Regions from separate parts of the Homo sapiens genome. Here region 1 is linked to region 2. The links are chromatin contacts, found by Hi-C or POLR2A ChIA-PET in ENCODE. All regions are on one chromosome and are shown on one strand. Each heading gives the region's core, a stretch centred on a gene start or an enhancer-like site at or near the end of the contact. The rest is flanking DNA. Distances are from core to core; before and after follow the strand shown. Region 1 overlaps TANC2 (tetratricopeptide repeat, ankyrin repeat and coiled-coil containing 2). Region 2 overlaps TANC2 (tetratricopeptide repeat, ankyrin repeat and coiled-coil containing 2).

Evidence for each region. Hi-C counts contacts between places; a loop is a spot of excess contacts on that map. ChIA-PET counts read pairs that join two places held with the same protein, here RNA polymerase II (POLR2A). Pooled maps may share reads with other maps.
Region 1: a loop to region 2 is called in a map of ascending aorta, with 2.5 times the contacts of the local background. The contact joins two enhancer-like sites. A Hi-C loop is called at or near these places in 2 of 168 maps with a recorded cell type or tissue (aorta and ascending aorta) and 5 of 50 pooled maps. POLR2A ChIA-PET finds 5 or more read pairs at or near these places in 1 of 52 experiments (Caco-2).

The regions. Positions count from the first base shown.
Region 1 is chr17:63,404,577-63,407,483 of GRCh38, reverse strand. It overlaps TANC2 (tetratricopeptide repeat, ankyrin repeat and coiled-coil containing 2), which reads right to left. Exons shown (of 28, transcript NM_001394998.1): 20 at 2,229-2,362; 21 at 1,207-1,330. All of the region lies in intron 2 of LOC105371856 (a long non-coding RNA gene), which reads left to right. Among named protein-coding and RNA genes, the nearest start is that of CYB561, 40 kb to the left of the region's middle. Within about 2 kb of position 1,655, at least 3 of the 41 ENCODE cell types and tissues checked have a DNase peak (open chromatin) inside an H3K27ac peak, as active enhancers do.
Region 2 is chr17:63,292,112-63,295,235 of GRCh38, reverse strand. All of the region lies in intron 9 of TANC2 (tetratricopeptide repeat, ankyrin repeat and coiled-coil containing 2), which reads right to left. Among named protein-coding and RNA genes, the nearest start is that of CYB561, 150 kb to the left of the region's middle. Within about 2 kb of position 1,740, at least 2 of the 41 ENCODE cell types and tissues checked have a DNase peak (open chromatin) inside an H3K27ac peak, as active enhancers do.

The DNA of each region.
Region 1 (2,907 bases), core at 406-2,905, 110 kb before region 2:
GGCACATGACAGGTACTTTGCAGCTATCTAAAGGTTATCAGTGGCTCAAGAGTTCCTGCCTCTTTCAGTGGACTTGGTTTGTTCTGGAATATTACTCTGGACACATCTTATCTTGAGAATCTAGGCCCAACCTTCCTCCTCCTTGCTTCCCCAGCAGAATGAAGGGAGAGAGCATGAAGCCAAATTTCTTTGGTAGCTTATATGGGGAAGGCAAGAGCCACTTCGCACCCTGTAAGAGCAACTCTCTGATTCTGACCCAGCCTTGAGTCTGAGTCTGTGGAAAAAAATCTTACTTAAGGGATACAGCTAAAGATCCAGTAAGTCTCTGACTGAGCTGTAGTTTGAAATCTTAGAAGAAACCTAATTTCTTCCTAATTAAACTACCCTCAGCTGCTCTGGCCTAGGCATAATTCTTCAGGAGGTTGGTTTTCTTGAAGGAAAGTACATGTGCTTGTGGATGTAATTACCGACATTTGCGTCCAGTTTACTAATAGTGGAGGCTAACTGGAATGACTGCCTCTGTCTCTTGCTTCAAGTAAATGCTCAAGCTCCACTAGATGGCACTGCAGAGTCACCAGTGATGAGCTTTTTCTACTACAGAGGTCCATCATCAGCAGCCACTGTTATGCACAGGTGATAGAGGTCACAGCAACCAACAGGAGCCTGACGTACTTTATGATGGTGGTGTGATCATCATCTCCTTTAACTTATTTCCCATTCACCAGGAATTTGTGGATGTTGGTAAGTGTCAAAAGGAATTTATTACTACAGGGTAATAATCTTGATCCCCCAAATAGCATCCCAGAGTCAGCAGGGATCTTCACTGGCATTTGCCTCCTTTGAATTCAAGAAAAATATTAGTTGTGCAGGCTTACAAAAGAATTGATAAAGTCAGAACACAATCCCCGGAAGATGAACATTTATTGAGTATATATTTTTAAAAAATCAAAGTTTGGAGACTACTGATCTGAATGAGAATTTAGAATATGTTAATTTCATTTAAATCCCTCAAGTCATAAGGAAATAGAGAGTATCAGAGTTAAAAACATTACACTGAATACAAGAGGGGAGGAGATAGCCTTTCATTTTCCAACCAACTGGATTAATATCTGTTCTTAGCATCTCCTGGGATCCATTGCTGGAAATCATGAGTTCACCAGGTAATTATGGAAACTGGCCAGCCAGCTCTAGCATTCCAAGACTAACCTTGTGCAAGCAGAAAGTCCACGGTTCCTAGATGGCCTTCGGAAGCAGCCATCATCAGGGGAGTGCGGCCCTGCTTGTCTGCCATGTTGACATCAGCTCCATGGGTGAGTAAAAGATCAACAATCTGCAAGTGCAGAGAAACAGGGACCAATTAGCCCAAAGAAGAGCTGCTGAGAAGACACGTGCACACTATCTCTTACTCTGTAGGAATTCCTACTGCTGTACGAGTCACCCATGTATCTTTCCACTTCCCCCATAAGTACCTGTATAGTCCTAGTACCATGTGATTTAATCTCTCTCAGGGACAGTCAAATGAGAAGGATTCAACTCTCAATGTCTGACTCAGCTACTAAGTAAAAAAGAACTTAACAAAGGCCAAGATGTAGGATTAAACAATCCCATAGCGGAAGTTCCAACATAAATCACTCCTTTATTGCCCTCTAGTGGTTGCAAATCTGCCTGTAGTTAATACTTGCAACTGAACTGAACATAATCAAGTGACTCTGGTAACTCTTTAGGGCTGTTTGGCTTCTACAGCCTTTTTTCTATTGAAATACTTCTGAAGATTATTATCAGTGTGCTTTCCTTTCCATCCTAAGTGTATAAATTAACATTTATCCAGAATCCAAACATCTAAAAGGATTGTGTTGTTAGAATTTGCATTCACTGTATTTTCTTTTAGTAAGTCTCAGACATCTGCAAGTAAGTGATTAGCAGAAGTCCGCTGAGAAATGAACCTTCCAAGGAGTCTTTGGATGCTGTGAAATGTGAGAAGGAGGTCACTCTATCACCAGGACATAAGTAGTTAGTCCTTCTATACAATCTGTATCAAGTGATGGTTTTGAATGTTAACTGTCGTATTCTCAATTAACCAGAATACTCATAACAAAGGTCCAAGTCCTCAAACCTGATCACTGCTGGGTAACCCAAACTTTACTTGTGATCATTTTGCTCTGTGCATCAGAAGTCCTCACCTAGAACTCAGTCCTGCCTGAGGGACTGGAAGTGGTCGCCCTGCTTACCTGCCAGTGGCCCTGGCGCACTGTGCTGAATAGTGGCACTGCTCCTCGGCGGTTTGGCTGGGCCACTGCCGCCCCTTGTTCCAAGAGCAAACGGCACACCTCCAGTTTGCCCCTTCCGGCTGCAGCTGTTAGGGCTAAGGGCAGAGAACAAAGATTGAGGATAGGTGGTTCTGGTCCTCTCCAGCGCTCCATGTTAAACGTGACATATCCTTGTGTTTCATTAATGTAATTGCTACTTTACTTCTAAGAATAATGATTTTTGCCACCTTTTCCATAAAGAAAAGTTCTAAAGAAAAATAATGAATAAAGACACATTTAAATTGCCTCACAATATTTGGAGACAATAATAATAAATCTATTGAAAATTCACCTTTAATCAAACTCACTTGGTTTCATTTTTCCTAACCAGACTGTCTTCTCTGCTTTGGTCTACCTCTCCTTTGGTACCTCTTCCTAGCTACAAACTCTGTTAGTCTACGTGTGGGTGGAATCTAAAGACAAGAGTCTTTGCAGAGATAAAAAGTTTTTTTTTTTGTTTTGTTTTAGAATTAGCTGGGAACTACCTCCAGCCAAGCTCTACCCCTGGGCTCTTAAGCCTAGAGAACCAAAGTTAGGAATTGCAGTCCAAGGTCTTGGGCCAGTTTTCATTCTTTTTCTTCATTAGTTGATACAGAAGTTT
Region 2 (3,124 bases), core at 491-2,990:
GCCCAGTACCATATGGCAAAACAACTGTAGACACCAAAAATGGTGTCTGTACAGCCCAGAAATGGATGGTTTCTGTACCTCAAAACCTAGGGCTTTTATCAGATCAATATGATAAAAGAAAGCCCTACTTTCTATGTACTCGACTATAAATTTAGAACATATGAACAAGAAAGCACTGTTGGCCTGCATTACGGGGATGAATGTAATGAATATTCTCTGTGGGGTTCACATGCCTAAATAAATGTTTCTTTATTTTGAATATCTGCTGGTTTCCAAGAGATTTTCTAAGGCAGAAACCACTGAAGGAATTCAGTGACAAGTTATCATCCCAACTATAGCTGAGCTAAGGAAAAAAGATGAACTAATCCATATCATTTAGCAACAGAATGTGACTTTCTTATCCGCAGCACCCAGAAAATGGTACAGCCAAGGCAGCAACAGAGCAGGAAGACCACTCCACCCTTCTAAAAGCATTCCAGTAAAGTATACTAATACCTGCAATTTACTTTGAAATGCATAAAAAATGATAGGTGCATAAAGAGATAGGTAGATGAACAGATGTGATAAAATAAGACAGTAAAATGTTTATGATGAAATCAAGTTGGTGGGCATATGAGTGTTTGTTGTAAAATTCTTCCATTTTGTATATCTGGAAATTTTTCTAATAAAATGGGGAAAAACATAAAAAGGAAAAGCATTCTAATAGGGCATACAAAAAAGATAAACTTGGGAAGGCAGTTTCTTTTTGTTTTTTTTTCAAGACAGGGTCTCATTCTGTCGCCTAGGCTGGATGGAGTGCGGTGGTGTGATCACAGCCCACTGCAGTCTCAACCTCCCAGGCTCAAGCAATCTTCCCATTTCAGCCTCCTGTAGCTGGGACACAGGCACATGCCACCATGCCGGGCTAATTTTTGTATTTCTTTGTAGAGACAGGGTTTCACCATTTACCACGCTGGTGTCGAACTCCTGAACTGAAGCAATCTGCCAGCTCTGGCCTCCCAAAGTGCTGGGATTACAGCCATGAGCCAACACGCCTGGCCTAGTAGTTTCTTTAAGGATTTAAGAACTCCTCCAGTCTTTAATCACTGTGTCTATCTCTTCAATGTAAATTAGGCTTATGGCAGACAAATGAATTCCTTCTAGGAAAGTTTCTGTGAGATCATCAATAATTGTAATTATATATCTAGGCTTATAAAGAAAATGTAGGGGCTGGGTGCAGTGGCTCATGCCTATCATCCCAGCACTCTAGGAGGCTAAGGTGGGAAGACTGCTTGAGCCCAGGAGTTTAAGATGAGCCTGGATAACATGGCAAAACCTCATCTCTACAAAAATTACAAAAATTAGCTGGGTGTGGTGGCATGTGGCTGTAGTCCGAGCCTGAGGTGGGAGGATAGCTTGAGTCCAAGAGGTTGAGGCTGCAGTGAGCTGTGATTATGGTACTGCACTCTGGGTGGGTGGGTGGCGGGCACCCACGGGAAAAAAAACAAAAACAAAAAAAATCCTTACCTTTCTTCAACTAAGGCAAAGTGTAAACCTTTAATAAACAAAGAAAAACACATTAAGGCTAACAGATCTGTCCAGTCAAATGCAAATATAAACAGCTGCAGCTAGGGAAAAGAGGGGAAGGGGAAGTGGGGGCTCTAACTGGATCTTGACTAATGCATATTTATTCATGGAAAACAACCATGAATCATTTAAAGAGAAGTCAGTCACAGGACTGGCAGAAGAAAGTGTAACACAGCCAAAGTCTGGTGCAAATAAAAGCAGAGTTGTATTTCCTCACATTCTTCTATAATGACTATAAAGTCTAGCCTCGAAGTACCTCTGTTCCTTTGAGCAAAAGATAATTTGGGGCTTATTTTTGGGGTTCATTCCATGCATGCTATTCTCTACATAAAACAGGGAAAACACATGTGCTTCATACAAAACCTGGTATCACATTAGCACCAAACAAAAGGCAAAACACACACTTATTTTTTCTTAATACTTAAGGCCATAGTAGGAGCTCATTTTTCTACTGAGTTTCTAGAAGAAACTCATTCTTCCATTTACAAGAGTCAAGTCTGTTTATTCTTGGTGCTCAGGAATAGGACTAGAGTGGGCAGCTATTCCTATCCCAGGAAATAAGTTTTTGAAGAACGGAAAGCAATTTGAATCAGGTCCTAAAACACACTCTAAAGATAATGGTCTGAAAAATGTTCACTCTAGATACATTCTGTAAAGAAAATTAGAATAAATAAAGCAGAATCGCTTTTTTGGGTGAGCAGGGAAGCATATAGCAGGGAGGGTAAACTGTGGACTTGGAGTCAGGCTGCCTCAGTTTGCATCGTATCTCTGTGCAAGCTTAGGCTAGCTGCTTATGTTATTGATATTTCAGTTTCCTCATGTTTAAAATAGGGTTAATGATACCATGGAGATAAAATGAGTTAATACATGTGATGTGCTTAGGACAGTGTCTGGCTGTTAACTGTGTTAGCTGTTATCACCATCCATATCATCAAGCCAACAGAGACATCCAGTGTAATCATAATCACCCCATCCCACACACACTTATTTAAAACAAAACTAAACAAAAAGGATACCAAAACATATTGGCCCTTTTTGAGCCATCTTCCCTTTGATGCTGCTTCTTCATCTCCATTCTTCCTTTTACCACCCAAAGTTTGGAAAGAACCATGTTTGCAATTTTCACTTTCATAGCAATAATTTATAGCCTGGCTTCCACCCAAAATATTCTGCTCTAATTGTTTTAGTTAAAGTCACTAAAGACTTTCTGTTAAATCAAATTATTTATTTTCAGTCTTTATGCTTCTTAATCACTTTTTAGTATTTCACACTGTTTACCCATCCCCACTTTTTGAAATAGCCTCCTTTCTTGGGCTTAACGTGACGACACTTTCTTCCAGTTCTTTTCTTGTCTTCTCCTCCTGATATATCTTTAATGACTCCTGCTTTCTGCCCATCTTTAAAATACTGCCAATCCTAGGTTCTATATTTTATTGTTTTTTTCTTATCAATCTCAAAGGAAGACACTAGTGTCTTTCACACAATCTAAGTGGTGATGGTGCCCAAGTTTATTCTATTCTAGACCTCATTCCTGTACAGCATTTCCAACAACTTAGAA